2 separate regions of the Homo sapiens genome follow, and region 1 is linked to region 2. The links are chromatin loops, found by intact Hi-C in ENCODE. Cell type or tissue: HCT116. All regions are shown on one strand. Links, peaks and the distances in the headings refer to the core of each region. The heading gives the core; the rest is flanking DNA.

What was found. Peaks named below come from ENCODE experiments on the same cell type or tissue, not always from the same donor. Only the 100,000 strongest peaks of a DNase experiment are listed, where the experiment ranks them.
Region 1: it touches region 2 in a loop (2.3-fold over the local background); 2 of 110 quality-filtered maps call a loop at or near these places.

Annotation. Positions count from the first base shown.
Region 1 is chr4:57,126,475-57,141,585 of GRCh38, forward strand. All of the region lies in intron 1 of IGFBP7-AS1 (IGFBP7 antisense RNA 1), which reads left to right. It overlaps LOC107986283 (a long non-coding RNA gene), which reads left to right and starts at 5,866. Exons shown (of 3, transcript XR_001741705.1): 1 at 5,866-6,525; 2 at 13,677-13,762; 3 at 13,885-14,721. In HCT116, for the core only: no CTCF peak of the experiment used is centred there; no DNase peak of the experiment used is centred there; H3K27me3 peaks cover 3,135 bases.
Region 2 is chr4:57,048,795-57,063,905 of GRCh38, forward strand. The region is part of intron 1 of IGFBP7 (insulin like growth factor binding protein 7); the gene reads right to left. Among named protein-coding and RNA genes, the nearest start is that of IGFBP7-AS1, 53 kb to the right of the region's middle. In HCT116, for the core only: no CTCF peak of the experiment used is centred there; no DNase peak of the experiment used is centred there; H3K27me3 peaks cover 2,527 bases.

The sequences.
Region 1 (15,111 bases), core at 2,721-10,720, 77 kb after region 2:
GAGGGTCAAGTACAGTGATACGGTTTGGCTGTGTCTCCACCCAAATGTCACCTTGAATTGTAATAATCCCCACATGTCAAGGGTGGGGCCAGGTGAAGATCAATGAATCATGGGTGTGGTTTCTCTCATACTGTTCTCATGTTAGTGAATAAGTCTCATGAGATCTGATGGTTTTATAAATGGGAGTTCCCCTGCACAAGCTCTCTTGCCTGCCACCATCTAAGATGCACCTTTGCTTCTCCCTTATCTTCTGCCGTGATTGTGAGGCCTCCTCAGCCATGCTGAACTGTGAATTCATTAAACCTCTTTTCTTCATAAATTACCCAGTCCCAGATATGTCTTTATTAGCAGCATGAGAACAAACTAATACAGTAATTGGTACTGGTAGAGTGGGGTGCTGCTGTAAAGATACCTGAAAATGTGGAAGTGACTTTGATACTGGGTAACAGGCAGAGGTTGGAACAGTTTGGAGGGCTCAGAAGAGGATAGGAAGATGTGGGAAAGTTTTAAACTTCCTAGAGACTTTTGAATGGCTTTGGCCAAAATGCTGATAGTGATATGGACAATGAAGTCCAGGTTGAGGTGGTCTCAGATGGAGATGACAAACTGTTGGGAAATGGAACAAAGGTGACTGTTGCCATGTTTTAACAAAGAGACTGATGGCATTTTGCCCCTGCCCTAGAGATCTGCGGAAATTTGAATTTGAGAGAGATGATTTAGGGTATCTGGCAAATGAAATTTCTAAGCAGCAAAGTGTTCAAGAGGTGACTTGGGTGCTGTTAAAAGCATTCAGCTTTATGTATTCACAAAGATATGGTTTGGAATTGGAACTTATGTTTAAAAGGGAAGAAGAGCAGAAAATGTGCAGCCTAATGATGTGGTAGAAAAGAAAAACCCATTTTCTGAGGAGAAATTCAAGCTGGCTCTAGAAATATACGTAAGTAATGAGGAGCCAAATGTTAACTGCCAAGACAATGGGGAAAATGTCTACAGGGGATGTCAGAGGTCTTCATGGCATCCCCTCCCATCACAGGTCCAGAGGCTAAGGAGGAAAAAATGGTTTCCTGGGCTGGGCCCAGTGCCTTGCTGCTTTGTGCAATCTTGGGACTTGGTGCCCTATGTCCCAGCCAGGGCTAAAAGGGGCCACCGTAAAGGTCAGGCTGCTGCTTTAGAGGGTACAAGCCCCAAGCTTTGGTGGCTCACACGTGGGGTTGGGCCTGTGGGTGCACAGAAGTCAAGAATTGAGGTTTGGGAAATACTGCCTGGATTTCAGAGGATGTATGGAAATACCTGAATGTCCAGGCAGAGGTGTGCTGCAGGGGCAAAGCCCTCATTTAGAACCTCTGCTAGGGCAGTGCAGAAAGGAAATATGGGGTGTGAGCTCCCACACAGAGTCCCCACTGGGGCACTGCCTAGTGGAGCTGTAAGAAGAGGGCCATCATCCTCCAGATCCCAGAATGGTAGATACATTGACAGTTTGCACTGTGTGCCTGAAAAAGCCACAGACACTCAATGCCAGCCTGCGAAAACAGCCAGGAGCGGGGCTGTACCCCTCAAAGCCACAGGGTAGAAGCTGCTCAAGACCATGAGAACCCACCTTTTTCATTGGTGTGACCTGGATCTGAGACATGGAGTTCAAAGGAGATCATTTTGGAGCTTTAAGATTTAACTGCCCTGCTGGATTTTGGACTTGTATGGGGCCTATAGCCCCTTAATTTTGGCAAATTTCTCCCATTTGGAATGGGTGCATTTATCCAACGCCTGTACCCCAATTGTATCTAGGAAGTAACTTACTTGCTTTTGATTTTACAGGCTCCTAGGCGGAAGGGACTTGCCTTATCTCAGATGAGACTGTGGACTTTTGAGTTAATGCTGAAATGAGTTAAGACTTTGGGGAACTGCTGGGAAGGCATGATTGGTTTTGAAATGTGAGGACATGAGATTTTGGAGGGGCCAGGGGTGGAATGATGTGGTTTGGCTCTGTGTCCCCCCCAAAATCTTACCTTGAATTGTCAAGAGAAGGGCCAGGTGGAGATAATTGAATCATGGGGGTGGTTTCCCTCATACTGTTCTCATGGTAGTGAATACGTTTCATGAGATCTGATGGTTTTATAAATGGGAGTTCCCTTGCACAAGCTCTCTTGCCTGCTACCATGTAAGATGTGCCTTTGCTTCTCCTTTGTCTTCTGCCATGATTGTGAGGCCTCCCCAGACATGCTGAACTGTGGGTCCAATAAACCTCTTTCCTTTATAAATTACCATGTCTTGGGTATGTCTTTATTAGCAGCATGAGAACAGACTAATACACACAGTGAGAAAGTCAAGAAGCATTTCTTTAATGGACTTTGAAAACTAGATACTATGATTTTGCCAATAAGCAGGAAAGACATTTTTCTTTCTTTTTGATTTTGTGCATGATGGTTGTTTTCCATATACAAAATGTAGTATATGCCTGTCTCACATTCATGTCATATTCGCATAGTGACTTTGCCACCCATAGCTTTCTATAGGTGCAGTATTTGTATTCAAGAACAGTTACTGACTTCCACATCAATTGCTTTGTAGCGGAATAGCTGCCTCCTGGTCTATAGTGGCTGACATGAATTCACTTTTTAAGGGGGCTATTGCCTCAATAAAAAGTTAGAATCTGGAGATGTTGATTTGCAGAGGAGTGTACACACCTGGCCTGCCAAACAACTTTCATCATATGAATAGGCTGAGGTGGCTTACACAAAAACAAAAAAAAAGGACCTCTTTTTCTTAAAGCACTAATATTTTGTTGTGTAGGCAACATTGCCTTACATGTTTAAAACATATTGTTTTTGGGAGGAATTAATAATATGTATTATTGGGTTGTTGGGAGGAATTAATAATATGTATACATAATTTTATTGAGGGTTTATTATGTACCTGGAATTTTGCACATGTTTTCTCTAATCTTTACAATAATCATATGCAGTAGGAATTACTGGCACTTTACTTGCACAGAAAGGAAGCCTTAACTGACTTGTGGAAGATGGCAAAGGTGGTAAAGAGGAGTTGGGATTCCTGCTTAGGCCTCTTTGGAAGCAAAGCTCTTGTCTGTCTTTCTCTTATGATACTTTCTGTTTTTTTAGGAGACAGGGTCTTGCTCTGTTGTCCAGGCTGGAGTGTAGTGGCACAATCATAGCTCACAGTATCCTTGAATTCCTGGGCTCAAGCAATCCTCCTGTTTCAGCCTCTTGTGTAGCTAGGACCACAGGTGTGTGCCACTCACCTGATGGGGTCTTGCTACGTTGCCCAGGCTGGTCTCAAACTCCTAGCCTCAAGTGATCCTCCTGCTTCTGACTCCCAAAATGCTGGGATTACAGGTGTGAGCCATCATACCCAGACAGATATGTTTTGATATAGCTCCAGGCCAGTGGTTCTCAAAGCCTGGGCCCCACCCTGGAGTAATTTATTTACAATATCTAGGGCAGGATCTGGGTGTGTAGATATATTTATAGATTTTATTTTTTAGAGCAGTTTTAAGTTCTCAGCAAGATTGAGCAGCAAGTACAGAGAGTACTTATATACCCTCTTCCCCACACAGGCATTAGCCTCCTCTGCATTTATAGAAAGCTATGAGTGGCAAAGGCACTATGATGATGGCAATATGACATGAATGTGGGCCAGGCATATATTATATTTTTCATCCCCCAGCAAAGTGGTACATTTGTTAGAATTGATGAACCTCCATCGACACATCATTATCACTCAGAATCCATAGTTTACATTAGGGTCCACTCTTGGTGTTTTATATTCTATGGGCTTGGGAAAATATATAATGACATGTATGCACCATTATAGTATCATACAAACTCTTTCCACTGCCCTAAAAATGCCCTGTGCCTGCTTATTTATCTTTCCTTCCCCACTAACCCCTGGCAACTGCTAATCCGTTTTGCTGTCTCCATAGTTTTTCCTTTTCCTGAATATTACAGAGTTGGAATCACAGCACATGTACCTTTACAGGTTGGCTTCTTTCACTTAGCAGTATGCATTTAAGGTTTCTCTCAGGATGTGGAGAGTTTTAAAAAGCACCCCAGGGAATGTTAACATGCAGCCAGTTTTGTGAACCACTGGTCTCAGGGGTGAAATCTAGAAACAGCCAGCATTTAGGTAAAGACTGGGCTTCTCCTTGCCGCTAAGAGGGCAAAGTTGATCTTCATCGCCCTTGCTGTGTTTCCCCATGTTGCTGAGCTGCCCAGTGGCCTTCAGCAGGAAGTCATACCCTCGCTAGGAACACAGCTCGTCATGGCCTCTTGTACCTGGAATGGGTGTCAGATTCTGGCCCCATTCTTGTAAATAAATCTCTGGGTTATCCCTGCTAAGGATCTTTGGGTGGCATTTTATTATCTGATTCTTACCTTTCTCTTGCAAAGAAGCCTGGAGCAAGTCCTTAGCAGAGGTTGAACCAAGGTGTTTCCGACTTTGGGAAAAGGAGTGGTTAATTTAGAATGACAGGATCTGGGAATGAGATGAAATCTGAGTTGAATTCTGAAATAAGGCTATAACATCTATAGCATGACAGTGGGGTAGGGCTGTTTGGGATGAGGCTTTCTGGAAAGGAGGGAACAGTTTGAGACAAGATCTGAAGCAGGGAAGACAGGGTGACTTAACAAAAATGTGAGTGCCTATCAGAGCCAGGGGTTTTGAGTAGCCCACAGGAATGGGGTAGTGATGTGTTGTACATGCACTTGCGGGAGATAACTCTGCAAAGGCTGATGAGTCCTCTCTGAGGCATGTTTTAGTGTCTTCTTCACCTGTAGATCCCTGGAGACTCACCACCTCTCATAACCTTTGGAAAGGGTAGCTTCTGACTCTTCTTCCTTGACATGGCAGATTGGACCAAGGCTGAATGCTAGAACTAGTTTTCAGTTTAGTTTTAGCATTCAGCCTTGGTTCAATTTCTGTATTTGTTGGTTCAGATGCCCAGGGGAGATCATCTAGCTGGCAAGAGAACCAATCAGATGGTCTCATGTGAGCATTTGAACCAACAAATATAGAAATTTCATAGTAGAGGGCCCTGATTGTGAACCATCATGCATTTAATAAGTGCTGATTATCTGCCTCATGCTGTTCTAGGGCCTATTGATACAGGGATGTACAAGGCAAAGTCCTTCTTTCACAGACATTAGGTTTAAATGGGAAAATGCACAAGTAAATAAATAAGAAAATGTCAGGTCATAACAAAGGCAATGGATGAAACAGGGTCCTTTGACCGAGTGTAATCAGGAGAAACAGATGTCATCAAATGGTGGGCTTGGGGGGAGATCAGAGAAGACCCTTGAAAGAATGTGACAGGGATTAATAGATATGGAGTCCAAGGCAAAAATTAGGAAAAGAGTTGACTAGAGCATGTGTGTCTCATGACAGAACTAGAGTTGGGGGGAGCTTTGTGGTCCCTCGAGATTTAGGGAGCCACAGGTGATTCCTGGTTAATTTTTGGTTCCTTTGAGCCATTTCCTCCCTTGCATTCTTTTAATAACATCTCTACACACACACACATACACACATACACACACACACACGCACCTACACACACCCTCTCCTGAGCTCGCTTAAGTGGATCTTGCATCTTGCATGCCAAAGTGCTTAAAAACAGGGATAAATTGAGGAAGATTCTGAATGGTAGTCTGTGGTTTTGGACTTTGTTCTGTCTCAGAAAGGGCTTTTGAGCGCTATAGAGTGTCTTTATGCAGTGGTGTCAGGGAGAACACATTCCTTTTTCGAGGATGGAAAGCTACTGATTGTACTGAAGCTCGCATTCCTCTGCCAACTGCTGGAACAGGAAAAACAACCATCATCCTGACTGCCAGCAGTCTGGCCAGACACCACCTGTTCTCAGTGCCTGTGTGGGGTGTTTAGCTTAGCTAGGCAGCTCCAACAGCACCTGGAATGCAAAAACATCCTGAATTTCTCCAAACACCACAGCAGGACTGTTTAAACAGCAAGACATTCAGGAAATAGTCATTATCTCCACACCTCCTGCATTCAATAGGGTGGATTGTTGGATGAGCTTCAGAGGGCAGCTCCAGTGAGTGCCAAGTCCTCCCGGACCAGATCTCCCATCCACATGCATGTGCCACCTGTGGGCCAATGGGTCTGGGCTTCTCAGGTTATTGGAGAGGAAGTTGGGCTTGATTCTGTCTCCCTGTGTGGAGTCCTTTCTGTATACCAAATGAACTGTCAGCATCAGCACAAAAAATGGGTGCAGACTTGTGCAGGGAAGAGGAAGACTGCTGCTGTTGCACATATTTTCTATAGGGAGCATTTTGGACTATTATTAGGGGGAAAAGGTGGAGGTGGGTGGGCGAGTCTCATCTGTCTCATTTGCCTTGGGATAGAGAAAGGATGTACTGGTAGTCATCAGCCAGTGTCTTCCTTCCCTTCATTTGCCCCATTTTTTTCCCCATATTTGGCAGGAGTCCAAAGCAAACCATTGATGATCAAGCACTGGATGACAGCAGTTTGGTCTGGTTAATATTCTCATCAAGGAATGAGGTTGGTAATTAACAACTATATGAGACTTCCAAAATACTTTCATTTTACAACTGCCTATTGTAACCCTCTAGTGTACCCTGATGTGCATACCTGTTCTTTTGCGGTTTTAAAACTTTACTGAAAAGCCAAACACTTTATTCAAGTGAATTTTACAGATCTGGATTAGGAAGCAGATCAACTGAGCTTCTTCCTAGGAAGAAGCTAAAAGATGCTGGAATAAATCAGAAATATGGCACTTTTAAAACTCAGGTTTCCACCTACTATTATTTTAAAAAGCATCAAAATGTATATCATTTTTGGTCCTAATGAAGTAGAGCCCCTTATGTGAAAATAAAAACAAAAGCAAAACACTCTTCGATGGTGGGGGCCAATTTGGTCTGAATGTTTTGATGACTCCAGCATGCCTGCAGTTCATTTGGCCCCAACCAGTCCCAGCAAGGTAGCTGACAGAGGCCTGAAGTTGGCAGTTGCAGTCAGCTGAAATTCTGAAACCCAGCAACACATCACTTAGTCCCACTTACTGAGAAAAAATGATTTACTCTATCATATGCACTGTAATCCCTTAATGCCTCCCAAAATGTATCTGGTTTGGAAAATCTCACACAACCTGGATAATAACACATATTTCAGAAAAGAGAATGTTTTGTTAACAAGAAAGGCAAAACAAAACACAGTAAAATCACCCTGAAAAAGCCATGTAAGCTGCTTCTATTCCTAGTGACTCTGAGGGACTTGGTATAACGGAACAGTGCTTTGTAGCTAGGAAAAATGGAAAATCAGTGAAATGGAAGACAATTGCAAATAAGTCAAAATATTATGTTAATGATAAGTGTATGTAATTGTCTCTTGTTCTGAACATAAAGGAGAAGGTATATATTTTTTTTCAAGTGAAGTTAGTTGGTTTCTCCCTACTCTCACTAAAAATGTGTTGAGTCAATATTTGAAGAATTGGCACAAACCATTAGCCAGCCCAGAGAACCCATGTGCCTCAGTGAGTCTGATAAGGTGGTATCCCAATATACGTCAAATAAGAGTAAGGCCTCTCTGACTGAAGAGGAAGGCTGGAGACCCACAGCTTCGCCCCTTGCTAGCTGCTTTTGAGTATCTTCTGTGAAGCAACTTGCAAACCATGGCTCTACTGGATCATTGTTTGATGACTCCTAATCTTTATTTCTTTTTCTGTCTTCACCAGTCTACTCTCACTCCATTTTTGTCTTTTCTACCACCCCTAAGCTGGTGTTTTCCAAAGCTAGTGCTCACAGCAGTGCTGGTCCCTGATGAAGTTCACACTACTATCTGAAGAGTGGTGGAAGAAAGGCACAATTTAGTGAGTTTTTGCAAAGCCAAATTGTTCTATTTAAGACTTTTTTTTCATTATGAGATAATATCTGCTTATTTTTTGGTTGTTAAAATGTTCTTTTTTAATGAAATGATGAGAATAGCAGATTTTTAAAAATTCTTTTTTTTGGGCAAAATAGAAAATTACTAGCCCTATATTAGTCCCCAGGTTTTTTTTTTTTAATTAAAATCACACTTTTTGGGTAAAATTCCAAAATCTAGGCATCATTATTTTAAGGTACATTTAAAAAATTTAATGGATACATAATATTTTACATATTTATGGGGTGATATTTTGTTACATGCATAGAAAGTGTAATGATAAGTCTGGGTATTTGGTGTATCCATCACCTTGAATATTTATCATTTCTTTTTTTTTTTTTTTTTTTTTTTGAGATGGAGGCTGGAGTGCAGTGGCATGATCTCAGCTCACTGCAACCTCCACCTCCTGGGTTCAAGTGATTCTTGTGCCTCAGCCTCCCAAGTAGCTGGGATTACAGGCGTGTGCCACCATACTCAGCTAATTTTTGTATTTTTAGTAGAGATGGGATTTTACCTGTTTGCCAGGCTGGTCTTGAACTCCTGGCTTCAAGTGATCTGACCGACTTGGACTCCCAAAGTGCTGGGACTATAGGCGTGAGCCACTGTGCCTGACCAGTATTTATCATTTCTGTGTGTTGGTAATATTTCAAGTTATCTCTTCCAGCTATTTTGAAATATACACCTTGTTGCTAACTATAGTCACTCCACTTTGCTATCAAATATTATAACTTTTAACTTCTATAGAACTGTAAGTTTGTACCCATTAACTAAACTCTCTTTATCCCTCCTCACCCCCACATAACCTTCTCAGTCTCTGGTACCTATTATTCTACTCTCTACTTCCATGAGATCAACTTTTTTTAGCTCCCAGGTATGAGTGAGAACGTGTGATATTTGTCTTTCTGTGCCTGGCTTATTCCATTTAACATAATGACCTCCAGTTCCATCCAAGTTGCTGCAAATGACATGATTTCATTCTTTTTATGGCTGAATGGAACTCCATCGCGAATATACCACGTTTTCTTTTCTTTCTTTTTTTTTTTTTTTTTTTTTGAGACGGAGTCTCGCTCTGTCGCCCAGGCCGGACTGCGGACTGCAGTGGCGCAATCTCGGCTCACTGCAAGCTCCGCTTCCCGGGTTCACGCCATTCTCCTGCCTCAGCCTCCCGAGTAGCTGGGACTACAGGCGCCCGCCACCGTGCCCGGCTAATTTTTTGTATTTTTAGTAGAGACGGGGTTTCACCTTGTTAGCCAGGATGGTCTCGATCTCCTGACCTCATGATCCACCCGCCTCGGCCTCCCAAAGTGCTGGGATTACAGGCGTGAGCCACCGCGCCCGGCCATATACCACGTTTTCTTTCTTTAGTTTAAAAATGAAAGCAAATTTGTTAAGAAAGTAAAGAAATAAAAGAATGGCTACCCCATACGCAGAGCAGTAGCATGGGCTGCTAGACTGAGTATACTTGTAGTTATTTCTTGATTGCATGCTAAACAAGGGGTGGATTATTCACCAGTTTTTAAGGAAAGGGGTGGAGATTTCCTGGAATGAGGGTTCCTCCATTTTTTTAAAGACTATATAGGGTAACTTCTGGACGTTGCTATTGCATTTGTAAACTGTCATGGCGCTGGTGGGAGTGCCTTTTAGCATTGCTAACGCATTCATAATAAGCATATAATGGCTGGGTGTGGTGGCTCATACCTGTAATTCCAGCACGTTGGGAGGCCCAGGCAGGTAGATTGCTTGAGGCCAGGAGTTCGATACCAGCCTGGCCAACATGGAGAAACCCTGTCTCTATTAAAAATACAAAAAATTAGCCAAACATGTGGTGTGCACCTGGATTCCCAACTACTTGGCTGAGGCACGAGAATTGCTTGAACCCAGGAGGTGGAGGCTGCAGTGAGCTGAGATCATGCCACTGCACTCCAGCCTGGGCAACACAGTGAGACTCTGTCTCAAAAGAAAAAATAGCATATAATGAGCAGTGAGAATGGCTAGAGGTCACTTTCATTGCCATCTTGGTTTTGGTGGGTTTTAGCCAGCTTCTTTACCACATCCTATTTTATCAGCAGGGTTTTTGTAAGCTGTATCCTGTGATACCAGTCCTGTCCACCTCTTATTTCATCTGTGACTAAGAATGCCTAACCTCCTAGGAATGCAGCAGCTCTTAGCCTTTTTTATCCAGCCCCTATTCAAGATGGAGTCACTGCCTCTGACATATTTCCCCCCTTCCTTTTACAAGGGAACCCTCAATCCTAAGGGTTGTAGAGGGATGAAAACTCATCTTCTGTAACTTCTTCAGGCTAAATAGGGGCAATGATAATCCTGCCTAACTATTAGGGTATTTGTATCTAGGACAGAGAAGAACTCAATCAGAAAGTGTCAATATGCTGAGGGTCATTCATAACTCTGAGTTCCAACAAAAGGTGATATCTGGAAGATTAATAAGTGTTCAATTTAAGAAAATGTTGAGTAAGCTTATCCTACATTCCTACAAAGGGTACAACAGCAATATATGCCACAACAGCAAAGCAAAATAAGTAAAATTATCCCAAGTAAACTAAATAGCTTTCCATGAACTGGGCAATTGTGGGAACCAAGCTGATATGGAGTTGCTAGCTGGTTCCAGTGTGTGCCAGAATTAGAATACTGATCTAGATTTTTACATTACCCATCCCTTTTGTTTCTTCTGAGCTGCAGCCAGAGATCACTGGTTGATTCACAGGAATAATCAGGGTTAGTCTAAATTGCAGGAAAAAACTTAAAAACAACTGATGAGATTAGAATCTAATAACAAGTGTACCATGGTTTTTGAAACATACTTTTTCTCTTCCCAGTTCTCATTTTGATTAAAAACAAATCATGATAGCACTGAATTGTTTGCAAAATAAGCTTTAGTCTTAGACTTGGCCTGATTATTTATATAAAGTGTAGGAAGAATAACTATTTTTCACATAGACTTTTTAAGTTGGCCCTGATGGAACTCTGTTCCATAAGGAATCTCAGATAAGCCTTTTTTTTTTTTTAAAGCCTTGAGCCCAGCCATGGCTTTGTGCCATTAAATACCTATATGAGTTGGGTACATTCCTCTCTCTTGAGGTCTCCAGACAACTTGGGGCTCCTAAGTCTGTCAGGAAGTGACATTCTTTACTTACCACAGGTCAGGAACTCTGTACAGGGACTGTGTAGACAAAGAATGAGACCAGTTTTCTCAAGGGGCTTTTATTGGCTCTATAAGTCAACTTTGATTCTTTAAACAAGTCTGTCTGTACCTGAAAGCATACCATTCCAGTAAAAGCCTTAATAAAATAATCAGCATTTCCAATTGTGTCCTGTTACAAAAGAAAACAGATCATTATTACACCTATGCAAATAACGATATTGCTATAAATTAAGAATACTTACAAATAGGCCAGGCATGGTGGCTCATACCTATAATCCCAGCATTTTGGGAGGCTGAGGTGGGCAGATCACTTGAGATCAGGAGTTCGAGACCAGGCTGGCTAACATGGCTAAAAATACAAAAATTAGCCTGGTGTGGTGGCGGGCACCTGTAATTCCAGCTACTTGGGAGGCTGAGGCAAGAGAATGGCTTGAACCTGGGAGGTGGAGATTGCAGTGAGCCAAGATCATGCCACTGCACTCCAGCCTGGGTGGCAGAGCAAGACTCTGTCTCAAGAAACTAAAAAAAAAAAAAAAAAAAGGAATACTTTACAAATAGTTTCCAGATTCTGGAGAAATCAGGTAGAGAGAAACAAATACGCTTCCAATTTTGTTTATAGAAGTATACTTTACTCAATTGTTAAAAGCTGTAAATAGCTCAAAAGAAAACTTTTCTTCTCTCTGAAAACAAAACAAAGAATCAGTAACATTTTAAGCAAAAAATTATAAAGGGATTATTTCAGTCTTCTATTAGTTAAGTTCATGCAGTTAACCTCCGTTCTGCTTGATATTCATGAACATTTCAGCTTTCCATGAGAGTCCTGAAAGATTTTTCTCTATTCTAATGTCACAATCTCCAAAGTTATCAGAAACCTGCATTCAAGAGCACCTGTCAGAGTCCCATAGCTGATTATAAAACTGCCTTTTAAAGAGGATCAAAACAAGATAACAATTGTCTGTGGATGACAAAGTCTTAGGGCAGCCACTATTAAAGCCACAATTGACTAGAAATTTTGGTTACTTCTTTGGCATACAACAACTTTACATAACAATTATAATTGTAAATAATGTACACTAAGTCAGAATTATAGGAGTTTCCCATAATTTTGGAATATATACCAATAGCATATTTAATGAATACAGACCAAAGAAAGCCAAACACCATTTTATATTTGACAATGCTTCTTTTATGATTTTATACCAAATAAACCAAAAATAGTAAGTCATTTTTGGACTTTAGGGGACTTAATATCTAAAAGATTATTTATTTGGTCAGAAAAAGACATAATTTACAATATGATTTTGGAAAGTTTGTCAAATATCAAAGGTTTAGAAGACTTGGTACTATAAAATAGAATTTCAGGTCACTGTAAGTCATTCATTTAGCCAAAATGATAACTCAACAATTTTAAAAAGGCAATAACCTTTACTCATTATTAGAGAAAAGACTTAGCTTTCCAAACAATCTCTTTTCTTTCCTTTCTTTTTCCTATAGTTTATTTAAAAGGCAAATAAAATCTTTTATTATTTTTAATATTACATGAAAATTTTGTTCAAGAGAAAAAGGGGGATGTTTCCATACCTTCCAGGTGGCCAAGAGCACGTGTCTCTGATCTAAAAGTGCAAAGAGCTGAGTATTCCCCCATAACTGCTATTAATATCAGCCATCTTCAAAAGTATATTTCCTACCTACTTATTACACACCAAAACTCTCTCATAATATGAAGTAATTCCTGATACTCTCCAAAGCTGAAGACGTCAGATAATGCAATGCAAAACAGAACAGAGCCTTAGATTTTGAGAGGGATCTATCCACTTTCAATTCCTGGGGTTTCATGAGGAAAATGGTGTTTTCCTCCCCGGCAGAGTCTGTGGTGCCTCTTCTGTTTTTCCCAAGGAGTTTCAGGCTGTTAGAAATTATCTTTGGATAATTTCTCTCATGTGTGCATCAACAGTGGCAAGAAGACAAAATGGAGAAAAACAATTAAGTCAGCTGAGAAGAGAAAAACTTTTTCTTCAGAAAAATAAGATCCAGTAAGAGAAAAAAACATAAAGGCCTTTAAAATATATGTATAGCATGTATATTGCTTTTAATTTAGCTGACTTTTAACCAAATATCTTATTACCAAAGTCTATCCAGAATAAACAGCAAGTATTTCTGGCTTTTGAACTTTACCAAAGGTAACCTCCCAGGTGCTCAGAGAAAGGAAAACCCAAGACAGGAAGTCAGAAGTTGTATATGGAGGGGAAGAGGATCAGTAAATGGCAAAGGTCACACAAATATCAACCAGAAAGTTCTCATTCCTAGGCTGAAAATGGAACCTGGGCTGCCATTGTGAAAAGACAAAGCCTTAGCTCCTAAGCTACAACATTGGGCAGTTTCCTCTGCCCTGCCCAGAAGGACTCTAGAGGCAGCCAATTTTGAGCCTGCAAAGGCTTTTAACTGCTCAAGAGAATTTTTAGAGCTATGACATGAATTCCAAAATTCCTGTCTCTGAATTTTGGCAGAGACCAAGAGCAAGTACTGCCATGTGGTTATGAGGACAAGCTCCTAAGGACATAAGACAAGATGAGAGGGAAATATCATCTAATTTTTTGTTTGTTTGTTTCAGGGAAGCAAAATTTGGTAACTGACCAGTTTGCTGGGATGGCTTGGACAGTGGACTTATGGGATCCTAGGCCTGTGTTCTATCCTAAGGTACCCCTCCTTATGACAGAATGATACAGAAAGACAAATTCATAGCATAAAGTCCACCGGATTTGTTACAGTCTAACACTAGACTCACAGATTATTTTTTCCCATTGTTCAAAACGTTGCAGAGGAGGTGAACAGTGATTTCTTTACCATTCACCCAACCAGTTTGCACAGAGAGCGAGGCCAGAAACCTGACTGGTAAGAAATTCTTACCCTTTTGCTGGCATGCTAGATTTCTGGGTTCCCTTTTCCTCAGCACCTGTAGTGACCCTTTTTGCCACATTATAGTCCTGGGTGCCAAGCCGCAACACAAAGGAAAATCATCTTTTTCTGTTTCATAGAACCATAGGCAAAAGCCTATCAAGTTTGCAAGATGCCACCCAAGGGGTTGCATGGGTTAACCAAATTCACATTTCCCATTCTGGCCAGAGCAAAATACATGTGACAAAACACAGACATTAGCCACCCTGTTTAGCACCCAATATTGAACTGGTGAGGCTCAAACTTGCCCCGAGTTGGGCCCTGTTATCTTTAATCCATTCAAAGTGGGGTGGAATGACCTCTAACCAGGAGTTTCAAAATGTGGCCTCTGGGTAAGATGGAAGAGCAGATGGCCTCCTTGAGTAACAGAAAAGTTAGGAAAAGGAAAGGAGAGAAAGAGAGAGAGAAAAGCATTGCTTGCAGTGTGGTGAGGAAGGTGAGCAGCTCAGGGAGGCCAGAGAAAGACCCACTGTTACCCATTGCAGAGACGGTGAATCAAAAGTTCAGGCAGCTGCTTGTCAGTCACAAAGGTATCTTTTCCAGCAGCCCCATAAGCTCTCAAGTTTCTTCCTTTGTGGAGAGAAAAGCTCCCCATGTCCTGTGATCCTGTACTTGCCTAATTATGTCACCCATAGCCATCAGCAAAGAGAGTAAGGCAGATTAATTCAAAGAGAATAGTGGTTAACATCCCATAATGTCAAATCCATTTTTAACCAAGAGACTTTACTGAGGGGGACCTTTAACCCCCTAAATCTTAGGAAGGACTCTAACCTTCCTAAGTTGGGCCTTGAAACCAAGTTTGGTCAAGTGTCCTTGCCTTTTATTAAGAGGGGCCTTTAGCCCTCTCTGTCTTAGGAGGGATTCTAACCCTCCTAAATTGGGTCTCTAACCCAATCCCATCATTTACCCTGGTGAAATGTACCCGCCCTCTTACCCAAAGTCAGCCAATTGATACTGCAGTCCATTTCCTTTGAGTTGGGGGTCTTCTCACTATAGTCTCTTCATGGTTTTCCAGGAAGATGTTATGGGAAAGGGGTCCCAATCCAGACTGCAAGAGAGGGTTCTTGGACATCATGCAAGAAAGAATTCTG
Region 2 (15,111 bases), core at 3,737-11,736:
AAAAAAGAGACAAAAGCATTCTTGGGGACAGAACACTTGGCTCTGAATCCTTGTCTACAATTTATAGCCAAAAGACCTTGGACAAGCCACTTAACCACTTTTACAAGATGAAGAAACTAGGAAGTGTCTAAGAATATCCTCTTTGGGTTTGGAAGTAAGTGAACCTATCATGAATGTGTCCTAGAGCTGGGACATAGATGTCAAAGATGCTTTGACATTTATGAAGTTCTGAAGTCTCACTGTCTGGGTCTGGAGCTCTCATTCTCTGCAAATCAGTTCAATGCATTTCCTCACCTACCTAAACACGATGTATGTGACTCATAACATGGTTCACTTCCTCAGGGATTAAAAAAATAGAGCTTATAAAGGTATCACCCTTTACCCAGTTAGCCAATTTTTTTTTCATCTGAAAGAGCTGTGTAGAAGATATTAGGAGAAGTCATGTTTGAAAGCTAAATATACTTGAATTAAGCCTGGGAAATGGTCAAAAGTCAAATTACCCCCAATAATCATTTCTGTCCTCCAATATCATATTGTACTATATATTTTTTGCTTCGTTGCTTTCTCATTTGCCCATCATCTCTTCCATTTTTACCAATTCACTCTTCTATGTCATTTCTACCCAAACTCACTGTCTGCTCCCAGCAGTCCTGCTCACCCACCATTACATGTTCATTACCCCTTCCAGCACCTTTGCTTATGCTGATGCCCTTACCTACTTGGAATATCTTCCCTCCTCTTATTTCTTATCACACTTTATTTGACATTCTAAGACTGAAGTTTCATTTCTCTTTGACATTTTTTGCGGCCTGACAGCTTCAGGCTCCCCCTTATTTCTTCTCTAAAATCCTGTTGGTTTCGGTAAGTTCCACAGAGTGTAGTGCATCACTGTTTTCTAATGCTTTCCTTAGCTGGCCTAATTGAGGATGCCAGCATCCTGTCGGAATCAGAACAGAACCAGGAACTACGGAATCAAAAGATCTTCATGTTCATTGGAAGGAGACAGAGCTCAGGCTGTGTGAAGTGGGTATAGGGCAGCAGTAACTTCAGAACAACATAACATGATTAGCCAAACAGAAGTGAAAAGATAGCCACTGTCTTGAAAATGCACCAGTGTACACATGGCCAAAAGCGTACACCTCACCAAAGTGGTGTTATAACTATCTTATTTATCAGCTGGCAGATTATTAATCATGATTTTCTTTAATCTTTCACTTGACTTTCTCTTGCCATAAGCAGTGTTTCTTGGCTACTAACCACTCACCAACCAATTAGTATATGACCAGGAGATGCAAATTAATTTGAATATACATCACTTGAAGCAAATCCCACCGAGATGGGTAGGTCTGCTGGAAGAAAATGATTATCAATTATCCTCACACCAAAATCATGCTGGGTTATACTATTCACATTATGGTTCTCACTGAACATTTATTTTATTTTTATTTAAGTTTTTTTTTTTTTTTTTGAGACAGAGTTTCGCTCTTTCGCTCAGGCAGGAGTGAAGTTGTGCAATCTCGGCTCACTGCAACCTCTGCCCTGTGGGTTCAAGCGATTCTCCTGCCTCATCCTCCTGAGTAGCTGGGATTACAGGCAGCCATCACCATGCCCGGCTGATTTTTGTATTTTTAGTAGAGATGGGGTTTCACCATGTTGGCCAGGCTGGTCTCGAACTCCTGACCTCAGGTGATCCACCTGCCTCAGCCTCCCAAAGAGCTAGGATTAAAGGCATAAGCCACTGCACCTGGCTTTTCAAAAGTTTTTATAGACAGAGTCTTGCTCTGTCACTCAGGCAGGAGTGCAATGGTGCTACGATCATAGCTCACTGCAGACTCCAAACTCCTAGTCTCATGGGTCCTTCTGCCTCAGCCTCCCAAGGAGCTAGGACTACAGGCAAGTGCAACCATGCCCGGCTAATTAAAAAAGAATTTTTTTTTTTTTTTTGTAGAGACAGGGTCTTGCTTTGTTGCCCAGGCTGGTCTCGAACCCTTGGCTTCAAGTGATCCTCCCTCCTCGGCCTCTCAAAGTGCTGGGGTTACAGGCATGAGCCACTGTTCATGGCCTCTTGCTGAGTACATGCTAACATGGCTAAGACATTTGAGTATGGGGACTTCTCCGAGTTATGATAGATTTGCAAACAACACTCACCTTGACTCTTGATGCTGGGTCCTGAAAATAGTGTGTGCATTAATACCAAATAAGGGGAAAATCAGGGTTTAAGAAGGACCTCAGATACCACATATGGAGATAGAGAGTTCAGACAACTTGGCAAAAATCCCTAGATTGAGATGAGATTCTGATAACACATTAAAGGGAACAGGAGCACACAAAAGTACAAAACGGGAAAAGAATAGTAGGAAGGCACTATGGCCAAGATGGGGAAGGGGATGAAACAAGTGGAAGCTTCCTGATATTAAATAAGGGGAAGCAGTAACTGTATGGCTAATTAAAGAGCAGAGCCATCTGCCAAGGCAAGTCATTTAGGGAACTTCCAGAGGCGGGATGATGTAGCAGCTGAACCCTGGTATGGGAATCTAGCACACGGTCTCAGGGGTACTGGCTGAGGACAGCAGGGGAGGAGAAGAAAGTACAACAGCTTAAGCAGCATAGGCCAGATTTAATCTCAGGCTTTTAGTTTAAGGCAAATTCATCTAGTTATGGAAGCTACTGTTAGTCATTTCCACTTTAGTGTGAATGAAGAACCAATAGTTTATAATAATGGGACCCTGCCAAACACTGTTTAGGGCAAAAGTGTGTAAGAACTGCTTCCTCTTCTCTAAATATAATCTGTTGGGGTGGTGTTGGGGAGGCTTAGCGCATTAAGAGTAAGAACAAAATGCTGGGAGGTAATAGACTATAGTGACTTTGGAGCGTGGACTTGGAATCAGGAATTCTGCTCTACCACTCCTGAGTTATGCAACATTGCACAAGTTATTTCACTTCCCCTGCTTTATTCATCTGTGAAATGGAATGATAGTATCCCAGTCATTAGACCATCAAAAGGATCAAACAAGATACAGCCATTAGCACAGTACCTGGCATGGGGTAAACATTCAGTAAGTATGAGCTGTTGCTTTTCATTTCAGAAATTAGACTTTCATCAAGGAAGGTGAAAGACAGGGACCTGCCTGAGGAGAGGCAGGAAAACGCTGGCCTGCCTTGAATAGTGAGCATGCGGGCCAGCTCGGGAAGAGGATTCGTGTGTGGTGTAGGGCACAGCAGAAAGCAGATGAGGTGGGGCCTCACCCTCCAATGTGTCTCTGAAAGTGGGAGTGTCATGATTCAAGTGGCATTTCCCAAGATGATTTTGGAGGTCTCCGCATCAGGATGGGACATGGCGGGGATTAAGGCTCTAACTCAAGGTCGCAGCAATGAGAAGACAGAGAAAAGGGGAAGACTTGGGGGATTATTCAGGAAGAACTAACACTACCCAGTAACTGACTGGATGTAGGAAAGAGAGGCATGATTTAAAGGCTGTGAGCCTCAAAGGTTCCAGGAGGCTGCCGCACCATGAACAGAAGCAGGGGTGTCAGTCTGAGGAAGGTGCTGGATTGAAGAAGGGGAAAGGGTGGACTTGGGTTTAAATTTGCTGAATTTCAGGTATCACCTGGGCCATGAGGAGGCACTGAACCCCAGTGGGGAGACCAGAAGTGCCAAGGCAAGCACTGTCTAGCTGACATTTTAGCCCTGGGAAGGCTATGTGGGGTCCTTTGGGTGGAAGGAAGACAGATTTGGCACTCCCTCTCACTAGTTTCTCCAGAGGGAGTTCCATCAGCTCACTGCTGACCACCTGGCCCGTCCCCACCCCACCCCAGGTAAAGCAGATAAGTGAATAGCACGGCCTTGCTTAGCTTCCAGGCACGTATTTGCAGGGCCAGTCCATCTAAGAGCAGACCATTCAATACAATGCTGCCCTGGTGACCGCGTGCCCAGGTCTTGTGAGTTGAGTTCCTGGCTGATTGCTAGTTACCTCTGGATTAATAAGACACCTCGTTTTGGGTCCAATCTTTGATGCTGAGAATCTTCGTAGGGAGCATGAAGTCTGTTTTTCTCAAGTGGACATAGTACTCAAATATCTCACTACGATGACTGTCAATCTTGTGATATCTCACAATTATCACTGTAATTTTGAATTGACCACAGAACATGCACAGAAAGTTGCTTCTTGCAATGTGTTGGTTGCTTGCAAACAAATCTCTTATTTGATGATGCTTTCTTTTCTATCTTTTTTTTTTTTTTTGAAATGAAGTCTTACTCTGTCGCCCAGGCTGGAGTGCAGTGGTACAATCTCGGCTCACTGCAGCCCCTGCCTCCCAGGTTCAAGCAGTTCTCCTGCCTCAGCCTCCAGAGTAGCTGATACTACAGGCACACACCATCACACCTGGCTAATTTTTGTAATTTTAGCAGTGATGGAGTTTCACCATGTTGATCAGGCTGATCTCGAACTCCTGACCTCAGGTGATCTGCCCGCTTCGGGCTCCCAGGGTGCTGGGATTATAGGCGTGAGCCACCGCACCTGGCCCTTGATGATGTTTTCTTATTCTTGTCCCCTTCCTTGTATGGGTCTAGCATTAAAAAAAAGTGGGGTACTGACAAAGAGTCTGACTCCAGGGTGTGGTTCTTGCCCATGGTGGTTCTGGTACATGTGGTCTGGTGTCATTCTTGAAGGGACCCTGCTACTGCCATGAAGCAAATCCATGAAGGACTTGAAACCATGTTCAGGTGTGCAAGATGGTGAGCTCGCTCTGGTAACCATGTGATAGATGAGGTAACATGGGGCTGTGCCAACAACATTGCCCAGGGATGAGCTAACGTATTCAGCAGAGCTCCCCTAGGAAGCTGGAATACCTACACTATCATCCTAATACCAGACTGGCTGAGGTCCACACAAGTTGAATCAGCAGGCTAGGTTTTGAATTGGTTTGAGGACCTGGAAGAACTGACTTTATAGAGAGTGCTTTCCCGAGACGAAACTCCCTAGTGATGTTAACATAGCCTTGGAAACACATTTTTTCCACATCTCATGGGCCTGTCCTGTCTGGACTATGACTCACCTTAAATACAAGATATTAAATGTTTTTGCTAGCGCTTTCTTATTCTGCAAGCACTGAATTGGGTGGGAAGTTCCCATAGGAAACTTATTGCTAACCACGTGGATGGTCACACCTGATTCTGGGATTCCTAGAAGCCTAGATAGTGAGTTTCCCTAGGAAATTTCTCCTTCTTTTCTTGGGATGAGATCTTGTTACATTGCCCAGGTTGGTCTTGGACTCCCAGGAGTCCAAGCTCAAGCCATCCTCCTGCCTCAGCCTCCTGAGTGGCTGAGACTACAGGTGAGCAACCACCAAGCCTGGCTAGGACACTTCATCTTGGAGTCCCTGCCCACTCTCAGGCCCCTACATACTAACCCAGTGCCTGGTATCCTCAGACATCAGGAAGGGTTTCTTGAACTACCTGTAAGGGAGGCTCACCCATCTTTAAAGCTTAGTCTCTATCCGTAGGCCCTGCGCTGACTAACAAGAATTCTAAGCAATCTGCTTAGAAATAGATGTGCTTGGCTGGGCACGGGGTGGCTCATGCCCGTAATCCCAGCACTTTGGGAGGCCAAGGTGGGCAGATCACGAGGTCAGGAGATCGAGACCATCCTGGCTAACATGGTGAAAACCCGTCTCTACTAAAAATACAAAAAATTAGTCAGGCTAATTTTGGTAGCACGTGCCTGTAGTCCCAGCTACTTGGAAGGCTGAGGCAGAAGAATTGTTTGAACCTGGGAGGCGGAGGTTGCAGTGCACCAAGATCACACCACGGCACTCCAGCCTGGCGACAGAGCGAGGCTCTCTCTCACAAAAAAAAAAAAAAAAAAAAAAAAAAGAAGAAGAAATAGATGTGCCCCTGGGGAAGAGGATGTAAGAGATTCCCAAGTGATCTTCTACTTCAGGAGAGCTGGACTTGCTAAACCTCCTCCTGAAAACATTTTGCGACGCTGAAGGCCAAGGCCTGAACTCCCTGGGAGGATGCTACAATGGGGCCAGTTCTGCTGTTCCCTGTACACTCGGACAACCAAGGAGGACCAGGAGACTTAACACCTTGGGTCTTCAGTAGAAGACTAAAGTTCTTCAGCTCCCTGAGAACCAGACACGTGTTTAGCACCACTCTGCCCAAGGAAAAGATTCACACTTTAGAAATCCCAGCAAATCCTTCAGGCGAGGCTGACGGCACTGGAAAGTGCCTGTGGGGTCCGACAGTGCAGTATAGGGTGACCCTCTTAGACCAGGAGCTACCAAGCAGAGGTTTATTCAGTCTCCAGAAGGCTATGCAGGTTGGAAAAGATTTCATAGCGGGGCATCTGCAGAAATAGGCAGCAGACACGCAGAGCCTCAGCCACCGGGTACTGGCCTCTAGGAAGGATTCTGTCCTGCAGGATCTTATCCAGTGGTTGCCAATCCTGGCTGCACACTGGACTCATCTGGGTGTGTCGAAAAAAATGCCCATTCCTGGGCTGCACTCCTAGTTTCTCACTGGTCTGGGCGTGGAGTCTGGTACAGGTATCTTAAAAAAAACTCCCTAGGTAGAAGTACTCAATTAAAACATTGTTTTTGAGTAGGAGATACTCAGATGATTAGGAAGACAGGAAGGTGGAAAGTTAGAAAGGAGGAGAGGGGGACAGATTAGAAGAAATTATGTTCGTAGGTCTTTTTGGGGAGTGAGAGGCCAAGTACTACTTGGGAGGTGCCAGTATTCACGGAGAATTGAGAAAATCCAGTGGGCTGGTTCTGGGTGAAGGGTACAGACACCTGATAACACCAGCACCGCCACCACTTCAATCACGCGGGGGTGGACAGGGTCATCGCGGTTCTCCTGGACTGCTTTCCATTTTCATAAAATAGGGCAGTCATCTCCCACCTGCACCCTGTCCCTCTTCTGCCCTCCTCATTCCTGCCCTTGACTGTTCTGTATGGAGATGGGGCTCTGTGTCTGGAGTGCATGGGTCTTATCTAAAATCCCTCGAACTTGGGAGCCGCCCTTTGCTCATTTCTGGTCCGATTGCCTCTCTGTTAAGACATTCGGTTTGGCTTTAAGCGGGCAAGGAGGAGGTTGAATAAAGGGATCTCTGTGTGCGAATAGCCCCCTTCAGACTTCCATGGAGCAGAGCGCAGGGCGTGATGGCTGCTTGGCGGGCGTCTGGCGTTTGTACTTGCGTATGTTTTTACCCTCCAGGCCCCGGACTCCCATTGTCACAGCCCAGCCACCGTGACTCCCTGGCAGACAACCCCAGACGTTAGCCAGCCGCGCATAACTGAGCTCCTCCTGCTCTTTCTCAGTGTTTTCCTCTTCTCCAGCTTGGCCCCTCTGGTCATTTTCTGAGCCGTTTTGTGATGTCTAGAGACTGAAAAGCTGTCTGTTATCTATCCCATCCTTTGCTCATGCATTCTTTGCTGAGTGTTCTCAGATTTTCTCTCAGCTTCCTAGCAGGATTTCGTGTTTCTTCTCCCATTTTTGGTATTTTCTCTAGTGTCGTCCCTAAGGCTGAACCTGGAATAGAATGCTCCTCTTACGCTAGTGTAGGGCTAGTTCTTCTCGTGTGTGTGTCTTGGGTACTTAGGATAAGTATTACTGTGTGTTTGAGTTCAGCTACAAGACAATTTTTCTGAGTGCTAAGAGGAATTGAGAAGGTGCTAGATGTGGGTGCAGTAAACAGTCTGGGCCAGGAACAGCCAGACTGTTCAAGTGAGGCTCAAAAGTGCCAAATAGCACTGCTCTGAAATCAGGGAAATGGGGATGTCTCTCTGATCACAGGAGAGGAGGACCTGCCTGGTGAGAACTGGAAGGCTTTGCATAAGGAATTTACCATTTAGCAAGGCAAGTCACCCTTGCTTTTATCAGGCTGGGGGACAGAGGAGTCCATCTGGCTGGGTGTGAGCTGTGAGAAATGGGAACAAGGTGAAGCAAAGCTATGCCAATGCACGTGGGACATGTTACCTCACAGAAGGAGATTGCAGTGGCATGGAAATACTCTTTTCTGCTCTTATTGGCATTTTTCACATCAGAAATCTCTGCATTGGCACTTTGGCTAATTTTAGGCAGTGATTATTTTTCTTTAATTAATGGTGCTTTCTTTTTTTGAGTTTTGTTTTTTATTTCACTTGAATTATTAGTTCCCTAACAGTGCAGGGAGACACAGAAAGGAGTTTTTCATGATTTCTATAGTAGATTTTTTTTTCTTTTTTTGAGACAGGCTCTCACTCTGTTATCCAGGATGGAGTATAGTAGCACGATCATGGCTCACTGCAGCTTCGTCCTTTAGGGCTCAAGAGATCCTCCCAACTCAGCCTTCCAAGTAGCTGGGACTACAGGCACATACCACCATCCCTGGCTAAGTTTTTAAAATTTGTTTTGTAGAGACAGGGTCTCCCTGTGTTGCCCAGGCTGGTCTCGAACTCCTGGGCTCAAGTGATCCCCCTGCCTTGGCCTCCCAAAGCGTTGGGATTACATGTGTGAGCCAGTGCACCCATCCGTAGATTGGGTTTTAAAGGTGAGGACATTATGCCTTTACAAGGACTGGGAGAAACTACATGCAAAGTATCCTAACGGTCACGTGAACCTGGGGCTTATTGTAGAACTTCCAAAGGCATTTCTTCTAGAGCAACCATCAGTTCTGGCCTTGGAGATTTTATTCTTTTGTTTATGTAAATGAAAATAATTTCCTCATAAAACAGGGGATTTCAGATTTGGCGCCTCTTCAGAGCAACCATACATAAAAGTAGGAAACTCATTCTTTAGAGGCACGAGGAAGAAAATGTTCTCAGTACTCCCGAAATTGGCCTTGGAGCTGCTGTTTATGCCTCCCTCATCCTTGCTTTTTGGGTATGTTCTCAGGGAGTCTCTTTAACAACATGTGTGACCCTTTTAGGAAGCTGGGCACTTCAAAGATAATGAATGGATCTCTGAACTTGGCTAAGGCAGCAGACTTCAAGCACTAAGACAATGCTTTTTCACAAACACCAGCTGCTTGTCAACAAAGGGGAAGAGGTAGAAAGTAATCCAGGTTTACCTAGTCCTTGGGAAAGGGTTATGGTCTGAGCCAGTACATCAGCTGAACTGACACTTGAAGAGAAGAAAGCTCAAAGTAAACTCAAATAGAGAAAATAAGAACAAGACTCTTGGGATACATATGACTTTGACCTGTCTCCAAATTTCCACCCCATATCCATGGGAGCTTGGCCTCTGTGGAGAACAGGGAGTCATGGTCTGTGGAACAGAGAGAGAGAAGATTAATCCCATTCACAAAAAAGTCGTGGGTAATTTTTTTTAATCAGCAAGGAGCATTTTAACTTACAAAAAAATAAGGAATAATAATTCCATAAATATTTCATAAGGTTAGCACTAGCTAGCTTTCCTCAATGGCTTGTAATGTGCTCAGAAGATGATTAAAGAACAGATCTTTCTGGAACATACTGATCATCATATGTTAAATCAGGCTGGACAGAAGTTCAATTCCTAATAATTAGGGAACATAAAAAAATGTCAGAGGCATCACGTTACTTGACTTCAGACTATACTATTAGGGCTACAGTAACCAAAACAGCATGGTACTGGTACAAAAACAAACATCTAGATCAATGGAATAGAGAGCCCAGAAATAAGCCTGCACGCCTACAACCATCTGATCTTCAACAAAGCTAACAAAAACAAGCAATGGGGAAAAGACTCCCTATTCAATAAATGGTGCTGGGATAACTGGCTAGCAATATGCAGAAGATTGAGGCTGAACCCCTTCCTTACACCATATGAAAAAATTAACTCAAGATGGATTAAAGATGTAAATGTAAAACCCCAAACTATAAAAGCCCTGGAAGACAACCTAGGCAATACCATTCTGGACATAGGAACAGGTAAATATTTCATGACAAAGACACCAAAAGCAATTGCAACAGAAGCAAAAATTGACAAATGGGACCTAATTAAACTTAAGAGCTTCTGCACAGCAAAAGAAACTATCAACAGGGTATACAGACAACCTACAGAATAGGAGAAAATATTTGCAAACTATGCATCTGACAAAGGTCTAATATCCAGCATCTGTAAGGAACTTAAACAAATTTACAAGAAAAAACCAACCCCATTAAAAAGTGGGCAAAGGACATGAATGGACACTTTTCTAAAGAAGACACACATGTGGCCAATAAGCATATGAAAAAAAGCTCAACATCACTGATCATTAGAGAAATGCAGATCAAAACCACAATGAGATACCATCTTACACCAGTCAGAATTGCTATTATTAAATAGTCAAAAAACAACAGATGCTGGCAAGGTTGCGGAGAAAAGGGAACACTTATACTCTGTTGGTAGGGGTGTAAATTAGCTCAACCATTGTGGAAAGCAGTATGGCGACTCCTCAAAGAGCTAAAAACAGAACTACCATTTGATGCAGCAATTCTATTGCTGGATATATACCCAGAGGGACATAAATCATTCTACCATAAAGACACATGAACAGGAATGTTCATTGCAGCACTATTCACCATAGCAAAGACATGGGATCAACGTAAATGCCCATCAATGACAGATCGAATAAAGAAAATGTGGTACATATACACCATGGAATACTATGCAGCCATAAAAAAGAATGAGATCATGTCTTTTGCAGGAACACGGAGGGAGTTGGAGGCCATTATCCTCAGCAAACTAACACAGGAACAGAAAACCAAATACCACATGTTCTCACTTACAAGCGGGAACTAAATGATGAGAACTCATGAACGCAAAGAGGGGAACAACAGACACTGGGTCTACTTGAGGGTGGAGGGTGGGAGAAGGGAGAGGAGCAGAAAGGGCAACTATTGGGTACTAGGCCTAACACCTGGGTGATAAAATATGCTGTACAACAAACCTCCATGACACGAGTTTACCTATGTAACAAACCTGCACATGTACCCCCAAACCTAAAATAAACTTTTTTTAAAAAAGAATATTTAAAACAAAAAAAAGAAAAATGTCATCTAATCATCATCAACTTTAATATCTATCCCTATATCTAGAGCACTAACTTGTACTACTGCTTCGTTGAATTAATTCCTTAAGGGGAAATTCCTATGGAAAATGGTTTAAAAGGTGAGAAAGGACTACAATAATAACTAACTAAATCACATTTCAGCATTGTATAGCATTAAGCAGGTGAAAACATGGAATGGATTAATTTGTCCCAGTCCATCATGAACTAAGTGATGTGCTGGGTCACATGAGGAATAGAAAGATGTTAGGGTTGGACTCCTGTCCCATAGGGATTTACAATCAGGAAGTGAAGACAACTATACATGCAATTATAAAACAGGCGAAGTGCAACTGGTCCTACGATAGAAATACAAATATAAAAAATAATCTCCTGGGCTGTAATCCCAGAGTTCCCAGACAAATGAGGTCTGGCTGCTTGTTCTCGAGTCCAATAACAAGATGCAGACAGACTGGGAAAGGAGGGAGTTTATTTTTGCAACCAGTTACAGGAAGAAGGTCAGAGTAACTCACCAGATCAACTCAAAGTTACAAGTTTTCCTTTAGCTTATATACACAATTCAAGCTCTATGTCTACTTGTGGGAGTGTTTCTTAATCTAATTTTAACTATGGGTCTGTGGGTAGGAAAGTTTCTTAAGTGGGTCTTGGTGCACGCTTTGATCCCTCAATCAGGTTTGAGGTTGAGGAAGTCCAGGTAAGGTTTTAATAGGTTTGTTTTTGCATTCGAGCTTTCTTACTCAGGCACCAGTTACCCCAGTTCGTTATCCATTGTTTTCTACTTCTGCTTTAATGTTTAACTTATACATTCCTCATTACAGCAAAGGGTTTATGGAGATCCAGCCTGCTACACCAGCACTTTGGGAGGCTGAGGTGGGAGGATCACTTGAGCCCAGGAGTTTGACACCAGCCTGGGAGCCTGGGCAATATAGTGAGACCTCATCTCTAAAAAATAAAATATAAATTAGCCAGGCGTGGTGGTGTGCACCTGTAGTCCCAGCTACTCAAGAGGCTGAGGCAGGAGGATTGCTTGACCCTGGGAGGTCAAGGCTACAGTGAGCTATGATTGCGCCACTGCTCTCCAGCCTGAGTGACGGGGCAAAAAAGTTTTTTTTCCTGTAGTCCCAGCTACTCGAGAGGCTGAGGCAGGAGGATTGCTTAAACCCAGGAGTTTGAGGCTGTAGTGCCTGTGATTGTGCCTGTGAATAGCCACTGGATTGCAGCCTGGGGCAACAGCGAGATTTCGTCTCTGAAAAACAAAAAAAATTCTTACTGAGTAGGTCAGAACTAAATTCATGAAAGAGGAAATGGGCTTTCAGGCAAGGGGATCAGTATGTTCAAGATGTGGGAAAACTGTGTGTCGTTTGCAGGAAAAATAAAAATACAATAGTCCACCCTTATCCCTTCAGGGGATACTTTCTAAAACCCCCAGTGGATGCCTGAAACTGTGGATAGTACCGAACTTTATACAGTATATATTAATAGTATATATTAATACTATGTTTTTTCCAATATTTTCCTATATATACATACCTCTGATAAAATCTGTTTTGTAAATTAGGCACGGTAAGAGATTAACAACAGCAACTAATAGTAAAATAGAACAACTATAACAATAAACCAAATTTATTATTCTTGCGCTTTGGGGCCATTATTAAGTAAAATAAGGGTTTCTTGGAACACAAGCACTGTGATACCATGACAGTCAATCTGACAGCTGAGACAGCTACTGACTGACTAATGAGTGGGTGGTGTTGACAGCGTGGATACCCACACAAAGGAAAAAATTCACATCCCAGCCTGGACAGAGCTGGATGGGGTGAGATTTCATCACGCTACTCAGGACTGTGTGGAATGTAAAACCAGAAAGTGTTTGTTTTTGGAATTTCCCATGTAATATTTTCGGACCAAAACTGACTGCATATAACTGAAACTGGAAAGCAAAACCATGGATGAGGGCGGACTCCTATACTTTACATTAATAATGGGCTTTACACCTCCCAGATAAATTTTATTTTTATTTTTACTTTTTTAAAAATAATGAGATAGGGTCTTGCTACGTTGCCAGGCTGGTCTCAAACTTCTGGGCTCAAGTGATCCTCCTGCCTCGGCCTCCCAAAGTGCTGGGATTACAGCTGTGAACCACAGCACCTAGCCTCACAGCAAGTTTTTATAGCCATTACTTCATTTTGTTTTTCCTAGCAATCTTGTGAGAGAAGCCAGTCATTTTACAGATAAAGAAATTGAGGTTCAGTGGGACTAAGTGTCTTGTGCGAGGTCACACAGACTGGAAATGGGGTGGGCAGGACATGAATTTAGGTTTTCTGAGTCCAAACCCAGGGCCTCCCCGATGCTACCGTGATACCTGTCTACATAATCCGTATGGCTGGAGTGTTGTGTCTCATTTTGCTTTGTTGGAGAGTGAGGTGTTTGCGGAGAAGAAAACAGAATCTTAAGAACTGTAGGCCAAACTAGATTACAGAGGTTTTCAATGTCAAGCCAAGGAGATTAGTTATGTCTACAAGCTACCAAGATAGAAAGAAAAACAAGAAAGTAAAAGCATTAATATATTTTGGAGAAAAGGTCACATATTGCTGGAATCATAAACCGGTGTCATGGCTTTACTATTTGCACCCGGTCTGAAATGTTTCTGAGGTGTTATCTGAGTGGTTCTGGATAAGTAGCTTAGACTTGCAACCCCAAATAGGTGGGAATCATCCTCCTTTTACTGAATTCTGGGTGGATGATAACCCCATCGTGGCCAAATGGCTGAAGTCCTACCCATATCTTAGAATAAAGTGATCTGGGAACCCGAGCCCTTTTTATTGGATTTTAATGTTTTCAATCAGTGTTTAATGTGAAAATCAGTATTTGAAAATATGCTTTGTGTTTCGTCTTGCAAATCATTAAAAAGATGCCATATGCATAGAATTACCTTGTATGGCAGGAATCCTAGGAAAACTTTAAAAGTCAATGTTAACACTTAGTAAACACTCCTGGGTAGAGTCCAGCAATCCTTCTATTAGAGAAAATGTTTTCTCTCTGGGATTTGAAATGTTTTAGATTTACATCTTCCTCTTGAGAAAAACTTTCTAACTACCAGAAAGAAGATAATGGTCCTGAATGAATACATTTACTAAACTGTAAAATCCAGAATAGATAAGATCTGGCTCTGGGTAGCTTTTCCCAGCCTCATTTCTTGCCACATCCCTCCTGAACCCTGAGCTCCAGCCATAATGAACTTGCTGTGGCTCCTCAAGCATGTCTTGCCCTCCCTAGCCCCTAGCCTTTGCACATGCCATTTTTTTCTAGAATATTCCCCCCATTTCCCACCCCTCCGTAGCTTTGCTTGGTTAACTCCTAGATATCCTGTATGTCTCAGATTAGTTTCCTTTTTGTTTGACAAACCTCCTTTGACCTTTCCTCACCTCTCTTCACTCCTGAATCCAACCCCTCCAACTTAGAATGTGGGCCTGGTTCTTACATGACTCTCCCTTATCATAGCATTTTCACAATGCATTGAAATTGCTGCATACCCCATTAGATCGTGGGCTCTGTGCTGCTAAGGACCAGTCAATTGATTCTCTCTAGTTCTTTCCTGTGTTCCAACGCCTGGCGTTGAGCAGGTAATCAGCAAACTGCTGAGTAGTTGAGTGAACCAATGTCACTACCAAAATACACAGTTTAGTATTTTCCTATGAAGGTTTAAATAACAAGAGTTTAGGAACCATTCCAAGAAACTGGCTTTTGTTGTTGCAGATCATTGAAAAGATTTTCAGGGGACTCTGGACTATGCTAGACATAGCTAGCTATGACTACTTTTATTCCACAGTTTGTAGAAGGGCATGGTTTAGCATTTGGAAAAGATTCAAGTGCAGAGATTTTGATTAACTGTGACCTATTTACAAATTGGTCCTCAGCTGTTTGTAGGTACAAACAGGTCAATGTTTGGGTATGCCCTTTTTATGTTTCTGACTCAGCCACTCAACTAGAGCAATAAAATGACCAGAGTTGCTGATTCTCAATTTTTACCCTTATACTAACATAGATCGTAAGTTAAATATCTATAAAACAGTAGCAATTTCATTTAAAAACTTAGA